Regions from separate parts of the Homo sapiens genome. Here region 1 is linked to region 2. A link is an interaction called in ENCODE POLR2A ChIA-PET data of the cell type or tissue named here. Cell type or tissue: GM12878. All regions are shown on one strand. Each heading gives the region's core, and the rest is flanking DNA. Links, peaks and the distances in the headings are about the cores only.

The links. ChIA-PET counts read pairs that join two places held together with the same protein. Peaks named below come from ENCODE experiments on the same cell type or tissue, not always from the same donor. Only the 100,000 strongest peaks of a DNase experiment are listed, where the experiment ranks them.
Region 1: POLR2A ChIA-PET joins it to region 2 with 7 read pairs; 2 of 35 experiments call an interaction of 5 or more read pairs at or near these places.

The regions. Positions count from the first base shown.
Region 1 is chr7:148,519,682-148,527,248 of GRCh38, reverse strand. No RefSeq gene overlaps it. Among named protein-coding and RNA genes, the nearest start is that of C7orf33, 67 kb to the left of the region's middle. In GM12878, for the core only: no CTCF peak of the experiment used is centred there; no DNase peak of the experiment used is centred there; H3K27me3 peaks cover 164 bases.
Region 2 is chr7:149,152,367-149,159,933 of GRCh38, reverse strand. It overlaps ZNF398 (zinc finger protein 398), which reads right to left. Exons shown (of 6, transcript NM_170686.3): 2 at 5,594-5,989. Among named protein-coding and RNA genes, the nearest start is that of ZNF398, 8.7 kb to the right of the region's middle. RefSeq lists enhancers at 1-7, 2,100-2,667, 2,668-3,233, 3,234-3,801. In GM12878, for the core only: no CTCF peak of the experiment used is centred there; a DNase peak (open chromatin) is centred at 2,814.

The sequences.
Region 1 (7,567 bases), core at 1,243-6,242, 630 kb after region 2:
AACTGTCTCAAAAAAAAAAAAAAAAAAAGATTGCTGCCTAACACTACCAGCTTCCCCTTGAATTCTTTCCTGGGTGAAGCCAAGAACGCTGCTGGGCTAAGCCCCAATTTCCAGGCTCGCCTGCCTGCCCACATCAAATACATGTAAAGTTTACATTGGTTTGGCCTGGAGAGATGGGACGTCTTGATGCAGGGACTTCCAGGTCATGGGTGGTTCAAAGATTCCCTGATCGACAGTTGATTGACAGAGTCAAATTACTATCTAAATACCCAGAGTCAACAAAAAGGAGTGTCTGGGTTAAGATAAGGGGTTGTAGAGACCAAGGTTCTTATTATGTAGATGAAGTCTCATAGGTGGACACCTTTAGTGGCAGTAGATGGCAAATGTTTCCTATTCAGACCTTTAAAAGTTGCTGGACTCTCAGCTAATCTCAGGATCAGAAAAAGACCTGGAGAGGGACTGAGATTCTGTACAGAATGTAAATTTCCCCCACAAGAGACAGCTTTGCAGGGCCACTTCAAAATATGTCAAAGAAATGTATTTTGGAGTAAAGTATCTTGATTTCTTTTAGGACCTGCTATCTGTCATGTGATGCTATACTGGAATCAGGTTGGAATTTGGTATCTTACTGCCACAGAGGGTCTGTTTTGTCAGTCTTAAGATTTCTGTTTTGATGTTAATGCTGGTCAATTGTGCCTGAACTCCAAAGGGAGGAAGGTATCAGGAGGCATGCCCTACCTCTCCTTCCCATCATGGCCTGAATTAGTATTTCAGATTTACTTTGAAATCCCCTTGGCTAAGAGGAGGAGTCCATTCAGTCGGATGAGCGGCTTAGAATTGTATTTTTGGTTTACAAAAGGTAAACATCTGAAGTGAATGTGGAACTGCAGAATGCAGATCTGTATGAACTGGAAAAAACATATCTGGGAGGGGAATGATGATCAAAATCAGCCTAACAAGAGAATTACAGATGGGAAATGCAGTTAAAAAAATACCAAAAAAACCCCTCCGTTTTACTGGCCCATTTGCAACCTACTCTCAGTTTATTTTCTTCCAAAACTTTTTTCCTTTTTGAGATGAAGCCTGGCTCTGTCGCCCAGGCTGGAGTGCAGTGGCGCGATCTCGGCTCACTGCAAGCTCCGCCTCCTGGGTTCAAGCGATTCTCCTGCCTCAGCCTCCTAAGTAGCTGAGATTACAGGCATGTGCCACCATACCTGGCTTTTTTTTTTTTTTTGAAACAGAGCTTCTGTTGCCCAGGCTGGAGTGCAGTGGCACCATCTTGGCTCACTGCAACCTCCACCTCTTGGGTTTAAGCAATTCTCCTGCCTTAGCCTCCTCAGTAACTATTACTACAGGTGCACCCCACCACATCCGGCTAATTTTTGTATTTTTAGTAAAGATGTGATTTCACCATGTTGGCCAGGCTGGTCTTGAACTCCTGACCTCAAGTGATCCACCCTTCTCGGCCTTCCAAAGTGCTGGGATTACAGGCTTGAGCCACCACACCCAGCCACAACTTTTCAAGTTAGTAACATGAAACTGTTAATTTGTCCACATCATTTTCTAACAATATACAGCAACCACCTTAATAAACCAAGTTTTTCTTTTCATGCTCCCTTCAAAGACAAAATAAGTCTCCCAGCATGAAATAAATAAATTTCATTACTAAAAGTGGAGATGAGACCAAAACTCCTCAAAGTTCATTCAAAGTTTACCCCGTTATACTTTCCATAGCAAGAATACTATTAGTTACACAGTTGTGGGAGAACTTATAAAACCAGCTGCAAAAGTGAGTGCCACATAGTTCTGAGCTCAGAGAGAAAAATAGAACAAACTACTGGCTAAATTCCTAAATCATATGACTCTGTAAGATGTCACATCATTTATATGGCATAAAATACAGAAGAGCACAGCAATAGTTTTGCTTTATAGCAGTATAAGTTTGCTGCATATAAAGTATGAGTCAGTTCTTGAAAAAGAGAACAGGAGAAGCACTTGATGGCAATTTGTTCTTCTTATCATTGAAAATTCACGCTACAGAAGAAGTTTATGAAGCCGTGTTATTGGTGACTTTGTGTGCCGTGATACAGACTAGACAATGTGCACTGGAGCAGAGTTCATGGAACAACAGCTATGTGAGTGCCCAAAGAGGTTCACCGAAGTGGCAACCCAAATGTCAATCAAAATCAGCTTAAAAAGAGAATTGCTCTATTCTCAGAAAACAGCTGGCAGTCAGTGATATGCCTCTGACCTTTAGCACTGAAGGAAGGAATTTTTAAAAACGTGACTATGTAATCAATGTGACTGTGTATGCTTCTCAGCTCAGCATACATCTTTGCAACATGCCAGGAGAAGAAATGGGCAGAGATGACAAAACACTGCTTTTCCATGCTCAAGTCCACTGGCTCTCAAGAGGGAAGACCCCAAGGGGAAGGGTGCTAGGTGGGGTTTAAAATGAGGGGTAAGACAAAACCTTTCCTTCATTCATGATGCATTTGTTTATCTTTGTCAGAAAAAGAAACCGATGATGTATTATGAAGCACGTTTATGTAGCATGTCCAAATGCTGAATAAACAAAAATTACTTTCCAGAGCTAATACAATGAAAGAGTGGATAAACACAGTGGATGAAAACTTTTTTCCTTGCCTTTGGAAGTGATATACTCATTAACTTAGCATTAATGCAGAACAGAAATTAGTCTTCAGTGGAAATTTCTCCATAATTTCTAGGTCCTTTTTCAATGTGCATATCCAAAATTACTTTGTATCAATGTCAACATCATGGTTGTGATACTGTACTGAAAATTTGCAGGATGTTAGTATTGGGGGAAACTGGGTAAAGGATATGTGGGAATTTCTTCTCAGTTTTTACAATGACACATGAATCTATAATTATCTTAAAATTAAAAGTTTAATTTTAAAAAGTTTAATCAAACAACAACAAAAGCATAACGCTGTGATGAACAAGCCTGTCTGTTCCTATCTTTGTACAGCTCTAAGGGGGCTTCGTTAGGATAAACTGCTCCAAGTGGGATTGCTGGATCAAATCATATACAGATTTTTGCATCTATGTTCATGAGGGATATTGGTCTATAGTTTTTTTTCATGTAATCTCAGTCAGGTTTTGGTATCAGAGTTATGCCGACCTCATTAAAAAAAGTGAGATTTTTATCACTCCTCATGTAATTTATCCTCTTCCACTATAGGAATTTGTTAATTTCCATATTCCTCTTCTACAGTGTCCCACTTCTGAGAAGGTAATTCTGATAATTGTTAGTGTGATCATGAAATACAATACATTTTACTTTATCCTGCCTTTTCCTAAATATAAATGCTGTTCTACTTGTTCTCCCTCTGTTTTTGTAATCATAGCACGTTGTAGTATTGTAGATACAGTTTATAGAAAAGGGGCAATTTCATCTTGGACGTTTAACCTTGCCTGTCTGGATTTGGCTTCATTTTGACTTCGAGTTTGGTCATTTCTAGCATGATCAACTTTGTCCAACATCAGCAAAATTCATTGTCACCTTTCTTGTACTCAGGAGAGTTTCAAAGCCTGAAATCGTTTCATCTTTCACACATATTTCTGTTTTTCCTTCCTCTCTCCTTCTCTGCTACTGCAGAGGGTAGAAGTAGCATAAACCTTCACAGATGCACTTTTTCACATTTCAAGTTTGCATTGTGATCATAGACCTTTCAACCAAAAACGATTCCAAACTTTTAAAATATGTTCTTCAGTACAGTTGTCATTTCTGTACCCTTCTCTTCTATTTTTGTTAATTGGTGAGACAACTTTTAAAGAAATGCCTTCATGGGTATAGTTCTCTTTGTAAGCAGCTAAGAGAAACAAACAGATCGTCTCTCATTTTCTTTGAGACTCCTGTGGGCTAAAGTTCACGACTGTGTTTTCATGCTCCAGGCGGCACACGATCTTTCCTTGAGCTGAGCTTTATCTGTGTTTGTGACTTTCATAATTGCTTCAAGAATCTGAACAACCATTTTCCTTCTTCTTTTCATGTTTAGCCCCCTTTTCTCTCCCCTCTGGCTCTCCACTGGCCTCCTTCCTCTTCTGTTCTCATTGTGGGTCTTTAGCTTGGTCTACAGTGGCCTGCTCTTCTCATTCTTTTTGGTTTTTATTTGCATGAATTTCACTAGACCCTTCTGTTGGCACAGTATAGCCATTTTCACCCCGACTTTTACTTTTAGAACCCTTTGCTGATTATTTTATTTTTATTTTTATTTGAGACAAGATCTCACCCTGTCACCCAGTCTGGAGTGCAGTGGTGCAATCATGGCTTACTGCAGCCTCGACCTACCTGGGCTCAGGTGATCCTACCACCTCAGCCTCCCAAGTAGCTGGGACTACAGGTACACACCACCACGCCCAGCTAATTTTTGTATTTTTTGTAGAGACAGAGTCTTGGTTTGTTGCCCAGGCTGGTCTCGAACTCCTGGGCTCAAGCCATCCTCCCACCTTGGCCTCCCAAAGTACTGGGATTACAGGTGTGAGCCATGGCGCCCAGCCCCTTTGCTCATTCTTAACTATTTAGTTGATTTCCTTCTGTTTCCCATGTAATTCCTTAAATTTTCCCATCTCATTGTGATCTCTCTTAGAAATACCTCTTTGTTCTTTTACATCCTCAGCCACATCCCTGCCTTTATCTGGATCCCCAAGGCTGCCACAGCAGTGTTTTACGATGTGATGATTTCCTGCCGTGTCTAGATGATTTTCTTCCCTTCCTTCATCTATTTTGTTTTTAAACCTATTTTGCGAAAGGCACTGGTAATATAAAGGTTATGCTCTTAACATTTCTGTAGGTAAACAAAAGGCATTGTTCTCCTTACCTGAAACATTTCTGACCAGCTCCTGCATATGAAATCCTATTTTTAGCTGTATTCCTAGTATGTTTTGAGCAGCTCTCATATGGTTCTGATCCTTTACTAAAAATAAACAGCATCGCTGGGCGTGGTGGCTCATGCCTGTAATTCCAGCACTTTGGGAGGCTGAGGTGGGCGGATCACAAGGTCAGGAGATTGAGACCATCTCGGCTAACATGGTGAAACCCTGTCTCTACTAAAAAATACAAAAAATTAGCTGGGCCTGGTGGTGGGCACCTGTAGTCCCAGCTACTCGAGAGGCTGAGACAGGAGAATGGCATGAACCTGAGAGGTGGAGCTTGCAGTGAGCCGAGATTGTGCCACTGCACTCCAGCCTGGGTGACAGAGCGAGACTCCATCTCAAAAAAAAAAAAAATTAACAGCATCCTGTATGTGGCTAGCCAGCCCCTCCCCTTGTCAGCATTCCTTACTACACTTTCTGGATGTCCAATATTAAGTCTGTTGGCTACTTTTACTGGAATGGCTAATTCATCACCACCTCTTTTTGATCAAGCCTCAAACTCTCCCAAATTCACCGATTCAGTCCTAAAATGAATAGTCTTACCTGCTAAGTAAAATTCTTTTTGCTGTCTTTAAAATCCTAATATATTTCCCAAAGTAAATCCAATTCCTCTGCTAGTCAGGTCAATGACCCCTGACATGTCCCTTGAGTTAATCTCAACTTAGCTAGTAACCAGGGCTCCACTCATCTGCCAGGTGGCTGCTTTCATCCTTCGTGAGTGATTCTCCCTCTGGGGGCATTTTTTCCTCCCGCCTCAGAGAAGCAGAGCAGGTTAGGACTTTGTGTTGTTTGGCTTTGAATTTCTAGCACCTGGAATAACCCTGGGCACGTTGTGGGCCATGAGTGAACATGTGCTGACTGAATGAATGGGTGAATCTCCTCAAGCCGCTGGTGGTTCTGAGGCTTCTGTGTCACTTTGAAGTCCTTAAGGAAGACAAAATAGACAAAGAATCAGGCTCTACCGGTTGCTTTCACTAGCTTCAGGTGGCTTATGTACTCAGCCCTGTTTCCTGTGTCTGGAGAAGCTTACCCCCCCGCCTTTTTATTTGTTGTTGTTGCCCGTGCCTACCTGCTTCTCCCAAGCTTGCTCTTGTTCATCCTCTAGGTCTTGGCTTAAATGTCAGTATCAGTTCATCCGGGTGATCTTTTTGGACATCCCAGACTTGGCCCTGACCTCTTTTTGTGCGCTCTGGTTTCCCATGCACTTCCTTTTGATGGCGCCTCACTTTTGCTGTTATTGCCCAACATCTGTTTTTCCCACTCATCCTAAAATTCCATAGGGTCAGGGACTGAGGTGGTGCTTCACGCCACACTATTCCTGGTGCATGTGGGAGACAAGAAGTATTTGCTGAATTAATCACTAATCAGAGGAATAATACAAAAATATGTCCTTCTGGCCCATCAACATATGAACGGACAAAGAAAATGTAATTTATTTTCATTATTTATTTTTTGGGGATAGAGTCTCACTCTGTCACTCAGGCTGGAGTGCAGTGGTGCAATCTCAGCTCACTGCACCTTTGCCTCCCGGGTTCAAGTGATTCTCGTGCCTCAGCCTCCCAAGTAACTGGGATTACAGGGGTGTGCCACCACGCCTGGCTAATTTGTGTATTTTTAGTAGAGACCGGGTTTTGCCATGTTGGCCAGGCTGTTCTTGACCTCCTGATCTCAAGTGATCTGCGTACCCTGGCCTCCCAAAGTGCTGGGATTACAGCCACCATGCCTGGCCAAAAATATGGTTTATATAGATGGTGGGATGTTATTCAGCCACGAAAAGAATGAAATCCTGTCATTTGCAGCAATGTGGATGAAACTGGAGGCCATTATGTTAAATGAAAGAAGCCAGGCACAGAAAGATAAATATCACATTCTCACTTATATGTAGGAGTTAAAAAAGTGGATATCATGATGGTACAGAGAAGATTGGTGTCTACCAGAGCCTGGAAAGGGGAGAGAGATGGAGAGATGAAGGGGAAAAAAAGGATATAAATGTATTTATTACCACAGAACTATTGACTTAAAAATAGTAAAGATGGTCAATTTAAAAAATAAAAAATAAAATGTACTTCTGGTCCTTGGGATGATACGCTTACGCTTGTGAACCCTGAAAATCTGAGACAGGTCTTAGTTAATTTAGAAAGTTTATTTTGCCAAGGTTGAGAACATGCACCCATGGCACAGCCTCAGGAGGTCCTGATGACATGTGCCCAAGGTGGTCGGGGCACAGCTTGGTTTTATACATTTTAGTGAGACATGAGACATCAATCAGTATATGTAAGATGTACATTGGTTCCGTCCAGAAAGGAGGGACAACTCGAAGCAGGGAGGGAGCTTCCAGGTCACAGGTAGCTGAGAGACAAATGGTTGCATTCTTTTGAGTTTCTGGTTAGCCTTTCCAAAGGAGGCAATCAGATATGCATCTATCTCAGTGAGCAGAGGGATACTATGGGAGGCAGGTTTGCCCTAAGCAGTTCCCAGCTTGACTTTTCCCTTTAGCTTAGTGATTATTTAGGATTTATTTTTCTTTTACAGCTATATTTTATGAAAGGGGAACCAGGAGTTGGATATTAGAACAAGGGAGGTGTATTAGTCCATTTTCACACTGCTGATAAAGACATACCCAAGTGTAGGCAATTTACAAAAGAAAGAGATTTAACTGGACTTACAG
Region 2 (7,567 bases), core at 882-5,881:
GCCAACATGGGGAAACCCCATCTCTACTAAAAATACAAAAATTAGCCAGGCATGGTGGTGCATGCTTTTAGTCCCAGCTACTCGGGACTGAGACACGAGAATCGCTTGAGCCTGGGAGGTGGAGGCTGAAGTGAGTGGAGACTGTGCCACTGCACTCCATCTTTCTAACAGAGACAGAGTGAGACTCCATCTCAAAAAAAAAAATTTTTTTTTTTTTTGAGGAAAAGTTATTTTGGACCTGGAACTTGGCATTCAAATTTAAGAGCAGAAAAAGAGCATTTTTTTTGAGACGGAGTCTCACTTTGTAGCCCAGGCTGGAGTGCAGTGGTGCGATCTCAGCTCACTGCAACCTCCACCTCCCGGGTTCACGCCATTCTCCTGCCTCAGCCTCCCGGGTAGCTGGGACTACAGGCACCCGCCACCATGCCCGGCTAATTTTTTTTGTATTTTTAGTAGAGACGGGGTTTCACCATGTTAGCCAGATGGTCTCGATCTCTTGACCTCATGATCCACCTGCCTCAGCCTCCCAAAGTACTGGGATTACAGGCGTGAGCCACCGCGCCCAGCCGAAAAAGAGCATTTTCAACAAAGCAAGGACACAAAAGTTTCTCATATTTCAATTTAGTAAATCTTTAATACATTTTGACTAGAATCAAATGCATTTTAATTTCATTAAGAAATATTTAAGAGATGGCCAGGCGCGGTGGCTCACACCTGTAATCCCAGCACTTTGGGAGACCAGGGCAGGTGCATCACTTGAGGTCAGAGTTCCTCTAAAAATTCAAAAATTAACCAGGCGTGGTGGTACACACCTGTAATCTCAGCTACTTGGGAGGCTGAGGCAGGAGAATCGTTTGACCCCGGGAAGTGGAAGTTGCAGTGAGCCGAGATCACGCCACTGCACTGCAGCCTGAGCAAGAGGGAGACTCCATCTCAAAAAAAAAAAATCTTTAAGGGAAATCACATTACTTTATAGATGATTTTAGAGTCTAAGATGGACAGTTTAACTGTTAACCACTTATTCCAGATAAGACAATAATTTTAACTTACCTTTACTATTATTCTTAAAATAAATACTAATTTTCTTTTTTTTTTTTTTTGAAACGGTGTTTCGCTCTGTCACCCAGGCTGGAGTGCAATGGCATGATCTCGGCTCACTGCAACCTCTGCCTCCTGGGTTCAAGCAATTCTCCTGCCTCAGCCTCCCGAGTAGCTGGGATTAGAGGAATGCGCCACCATGCCCAGCTAATTTTGTATTTTCAGTAGAGACAGGGTTTCACCATGTTGGTCAGGCTGGTCTCCAACTCCTGACCTCAGATGATCTGCCTGCCTAGGCCTCCCAAAGTGCTGGGATTACAGGTGTGAGATACCACGCCAGGCCATGAATACTAAATTTAAATTATCCCAAGGAACTTCTGGAGGAGCTCCAGATGCACAAACAAAATGTACTATGGAGAAGGTTCTCTATGAGAAACGGCTCCAATATCCTTCCCAGGTACTTCCTCATCTCCACCCCACTTCACAGAAAAATCTGAAAAAGTTGTTGATCATCTTTCCATTTTTTCTCTTCGCATTCACTCTTCAAAATCTGCTCCATTCAGTCTTCTATCCCACCAGTCCACACAAGCAATTATTGTAAAAGCCACCAGTGACATCTATGCAGACAAATCATACTCAATGTCCTCATCTTTCTAAACCTCCCAGTAACATATTCAACATAAATGACAACTCTCTACTTGGGATGCTTTTTTTTTCTCCTTGGCCCTGTGACACCACATACTTTCCTGTTTGTTTTTTCCTCTACCTCATCAGCCTTTCCTTCTTTTTGATTTTTATTTTTATTCGTTTTTTGGAGACGGAGTCTTGCTCTGTTGCCCAGACTGGAGTGCAATGGCACGATCTCGGCTTACTGCAACCTCCACCTCCTGGGTTCAAGCGATTCTCCTGCCACAGCCTCCCGAGTAGCTACAGGCAGGGACTACAGGCGCCTGCCACCATGAGCCACGGCGCTGGCCCAGCCTTTCCTTCTTAATCTCCTCTGCCGGCTCCTCCTACCACCGGACTTGGTCCTGGACTCTTTTTTTTTTTTTTTTTTTTGAGACAGAGTCTTACTCTGTCGCCAGGCTGGAGTGCAGTGGCACGATCTCGGCTCACTGCGACCTCCGCCTCCCGAGTTCAAGCAATTCTCCTGTCTCAGCCTCCCAAGTAGCTGGGACTACAGGCGAGCGCCACCACGCCCAGCTAATTTTTGTACTTTTAGTAGAGACGGGATTTCACCATGTTGGCCACAATGGTCTCGATCTCTTGACCTCGTGATACGCCTGCCTTGGCCTCCCAAAGTGCTGGGATTACAGGCGTGAGCCACCGCGCCCTGCTGGTCCTGGATTTTCTTTTTTTTTTTTTGAGACGGAGTCTCTGTCGCCCAGGCTGGAGTGCAGTGGCGCCATCTTGGCTCACTGCAAGCTCCGCCTCCCGGGTTCATGCCATTCTCCTGCCTCAGCCTCCCGAGTAGCTGGGACTACAGACGCTCGCCACCACGCCCGGCTAATTTTATATATTTTTTAGTAGAGACGGGGTTTCGCCGTGTTAGCTAGGATGGTCGCGATCTCCTGACCTCGTGATCCGCCCGCCTCGGCCTCCCAAAGTGCTGGGATTACAGGCATTAGCCACCGTGCCCCGCCCTGTCCTGGACTTTCTTAGTCCACTTTTAACGTCTCTCCTGAAAGTATCACAGGCATTTCAAACCTAACATTGTCAAAGGGGAACTCCTAATTTCCTCCCACCCCCAAGGCCACACTTTCCCAAGGTATTCCCCTCAAGGAAACTCCAACACCATCTACCCAGTTCTTCAAGCCGAAAGCCTGAGACAGTAAACCTAACGTGGTTAAGAGCATCTGCTCTGGAGCCAACCTAGTTAAAACACAACTTTGTTATTTATATTAACTATGTGACCTCGGGCAAGTTGGGTTCTTCTGAGACTCATATGCCTTAAAATAAGTAGAACACTTAGAATAGTAAGTTCTAACTAAATTACCACACAGTAAATTTATAATTATTCTTTTTTTTTTTTTTGAAATGGAGTTTCGCTCTTGTTGCCCAGGCTGGAGTTCAGTGGTACAATCTCCCCTCACCGCAATCTCCGCCTTCTGGGTTCAAGCGATTCTCCTGCCTCAGCCTCCCAAGTAGCTGGGATTACGGGTATGCGCCACCAGGCCCAGCTAATTTTTTTGTATATTTAGTAGAGATGGGGTTTCTCCATGTTGGTCAGGCTGGTCTCAAACTCCTCACCTCAGGTGATCCACCTGCCTTGGCCTCCCAAAGTGCTGGGATTACAGGCGTGAGCCACTGCGCCTGGCCTACAATTACTGTTCTTAATGCCTTATTTCCTAATTCCCATCAGTAACTCTTTTTTTTTTTTTTTTTTTTTTTGAGATGGAGTCTCGCCCTGTTGCCTGGTCTGGAGTGCAGTGGCGTGATCTCGGCTCACTGCAACCTCCCCCTCAACTTCAAGCGATTCTCCTGCCTCAGCCTCCCAAGTAGCTGGGATTACAGGTGCCCACCACCACGCTCAGCTAATTTTTTTGTATTTTTAGTAGAGACGGGGTTTCATCATGTTGGCCAGGCTGGTCTCAAACTCCTGACCTCATGATCCGCCCGCCTCAACCTCCCAAAGTGGTGGGATTACAGGCGTGAGCCAATGCACCCTGCCTTCCCATCAGTAACTCTTATTGTCAGTTCTACCACCAAACATCCTGCATCTGTCCACTTCTCTCCATCTCTACAACTGCTACCCTCATCCAAGCCACTTGCATCCCTCCCTGCCTTAGTATTTCCTCCCTTCTTCAGTTCTTCCCCTACGATCCATCCTCCACAAAGCAGCCAAAGGGATTCTTTCAATATATAAAACTGGCCGGGCGCGGTGGCTCATGCCTATAATCCCAGCACTTTGGGAGGCCAAGGCGAGCGGATCACGAGGTCAGGAGATCAAGACCATCCTGGCTAACATGGTGAAACCCCGTCTCTACTAAAAATACAAAAAATTAGCTGGGCATGGTGACGGACGCCTGTAGTCCCAGCTACTCAGGAGGCTGAGGCAGGAGAATGGCGTGAACCCGGGAGGCAGAGCTTGCAGTGAGCCGAGATGGCGCCACTGCACTCCAGCCTGGGCAACAGAGTGAGACTCCATCTCAAAAAAAAAAAAATTAAAAAAAAAAAAAAAAAAAAAATATATATATATATATATATATATAACCAAATATAATTCCTCTGCTTCAAACCCTCCAATTTCTCCTCATTACACCTTAGTTAAAAATCCAAATTCCTTTCCTTGGTCTTAAATGCCCTACACATCAGTGATTCACAACCCTAGTCATATATTAGAATCATCTATGGAGGTTTTTAAAAAATTATTCATGCTTAAGCTCCATCCTGGACCTATTAGGTCAGAATCTGGATGTGATGCTCACCAAAATTTTAAAAGCCTACCAGGTGATTCTTCTTTTTTGTCGTTGTTGGAGACGGAGTCTCACTCTGTTGCCCAGGCTGGAGTGCAGTGGCGCAATCTCAGCTCACTGCAACCTCTGTCTCCCGGGTTCAAGCGATTCTCCTGCCTCAGCTTCCCAAGTAGCTGGGATTAAAGGCGCCCACCACCAAGCCCAGCTAATTTTTGTATGTTTAATAGAGATGGGGTTTCGCCTTGTTGGCCAGGCCAGTCTTGAACTCCTGAACTTGTGATCTGCCTTTCTCGGCCTCCCAAAGTGCTGGGTTTACAGGTGTGAGCCACCACACCTGGCCAATTTTTGTATTTTAAGTAGAGACGGGGTTTCACCATGTTGGCCAGGCTGGTCTTGAACTCCTGACCTCAGGAGATCCACCTGCCTCAGCCTCCCAAAATGCTGGGATTACAGGTGTGAGTCATCTCGCCAGGCCTTTTTTTTTTTTTTTTAGAAGGAGTTTTGCTCTTGTTGCCCAGCCTGGCATGCAGTGGCATGATCTCGACTCACTGCAACCTCCAACTCCTGGGTTCAAGCTATTCTCCAGCCTCAGCCTCCCGAGTGGCTAGGATTATAGGCATGTGCTACCACACCCGGCTAATTTTTGTATTTTTAGTAGAGACAGGGTTTCCTCACGTTGGCCAGGATGGTCTCAAACTCCTGACCTCAGGTATCTGCCCATCTCAGCCTCCCAAAGTGCTGGGATGAGCCACCGCGCCCAGCCTCAAATTGACTGATTTAAAAGAATATTTATGTAGTCTCCTCCCCAAGAATCTGGCACACAAGTTAACGAAGAAAGAAGCGGCTCATGGGTAATGGGTAGGAGAAACCAAAAGAGAAAAAAAATCCATCTACCAGATAGCCAACTTTGGTCCAGCAAGAGGTTTCCAATCTGAATCTTGGCACTCTAAATGGGTACTAAATTGAACATAAAATGTTTCCCAAATAGACAAACATAAAACACCTTCATGATTCTTTCAGACTGAGATATTTTAAGAAACTTTAAAAGGAAATAAAAAATCTAAGTAACTGAATGACCAAGACTACTACTAATGTAAGTTCTAGTGGTACCACTTTACATCTAGAAATGAAGGTATTACCTTTGGGATATCTCCCTTAATACCTGGAGGGAGCCGCAGGATCCAGAAGTTCCTGTTGCGCAGCAGGTTCTCCAAGTTCTCCAGCCGCCTCTGCAGCAGCCCGTACTCCTGCAGCAGGGTTCCCAGCACGGCCCACTTGCCCTCCAGCTGGTTCCCAAGCTCGGTAACTGTCTTTTCACAGCTGGCTAGTTTCTTCTCTGCTGTCCCTGTCCGACCTTCCAGGTGTAGGAGTCGCCGGCTGTGGATCTCCACCTTCCTCTCTATAGCCTGCACGGCGGCCACCACTGTCCACAGAGAGATAGCTGCTGTCTGCAGGTGTGCCTCATTTGCTGCTGGGGGTGTAGGAAGAGGAAGGGGCTGCAGGGATGTAAGGCACTCGGAGTCCCATTCAGATGTCTGCATGCAGTGGAAAGATGGAACAAGACATTGAGTGTTAGAAGGAACCCTAACTCCAAACTAAAATCAGATAAGGACTGCTTAACTGTCCAGCAGAGATTAATTTGAATATAGTTCTAGTACTGCCTGCGTATGCCTCATCTTTCTGGAGCTCACTGGCATCAACAGCCAAGAGACCTGATTTGGTGGTTCTGGGATAGATTGGGTAAGACAGTGAATTAATGAAATTGGCTCTTGAACTAGTCTGGTATATTTCCTCCGCTATAAGGCCCAGCTTAGGTTGCTGCAGCATCCTCTATCTCTGGAAAAGGCAAATGTGCACAAGGATCCTTTCCAGGCCTCACTGAACCTAGTGCCCTCTGATAAATCCATTATAGACTTATGCTCTAGACCTGTCAATCACCCTGTTTACAAACTACAACCACACCATTCAGTAATGGCTGAATAAGCTAAGAATCTTGAATCTGAAGAAAACATGAGAGCTGTTTTCAGATAATGAGGGTTACAAAACAGAAGGCAGAACAGCCTTGTTTCATCTTACACTATGTTACTCCAGAGGGCAGAACTAGAACCAACATAACGAAATTTTCAGACAGGCAAACTTTGGCCTACAATAAATACATTTTTTTCTTTTTAGAGACGGGGTCTTGGTGTCTCATTATGTTGCCTAGGCTGGCTCACTCAAGCAATCCTCCTGCCTCAACCTCCTAAGTAGCTGGGGCTACAGGTGTGTGCCATTGTGACCCACTAATAAATAATTGTTGAACTATTCAAAAAAAGAAATTCTTGCCGGTGCGGTGGCTCATGCCTGTAATCCCAGCACTTTGGGAGGCCGAGGTGGGCAGATCACCTGAGCTTGGGAGTGCGAGTCCAGCCTGGCCAACATGGTGAAATCCCGTCTCTACTAAAAGTACAAAAATTAGCCGGGTGATGGTGCACATCTGTAACACCAGCTACTCGGGAGGCTGAGACAGGAGAATCAGCTTGAACCTGAGAAGTGGAGGTTACAGTGAGCCAAGATTATGCCACTGCACTGCAGCATGGGCAACAGAGGGAGACTGTGTCTCAAAAAAAAAAAAAAAAAGAGGCTGGGCACGGTGGGTGGCTCACACCTGTAATCCCAGTACTTTGAGAGGCCGATCACCTGAGGTCGGGAGTTCGAGACCTGCCTGACCAACGTGGAGAAATCCCATCTCTACTAAAGATACAAAATTAGCCGGCCATCGTGGCAGATGCCTGTAATCTCAGCTACTCAGAGGCTGAGGCAGGACAATCGCTTGAACCCAGGAGACCGAGGTTTCAGTGAGCCGAGATCGCATCATTGCATTCCAGCCTGGGCAATAAGAGCAAAACTCCGTCTCAGAAAAAAAAAAAAAAAGAAATCTAGGCCAGGCGCGGTGGCTCACGCCTGCAATCCTAACACTTTGGGAGGCCGAGGGGGTGGATCACGAGGTCAGGAGATCGAGACCATCCTGGCTAACACGGTGAAACCCTGTCTCTACTAAAAATAGAAAAAATTAGCCAGGCGTGGTGGCGGGCGCCTGTAGTCTCAGCTACTTCGGAGGCTGAGGCAGCAGA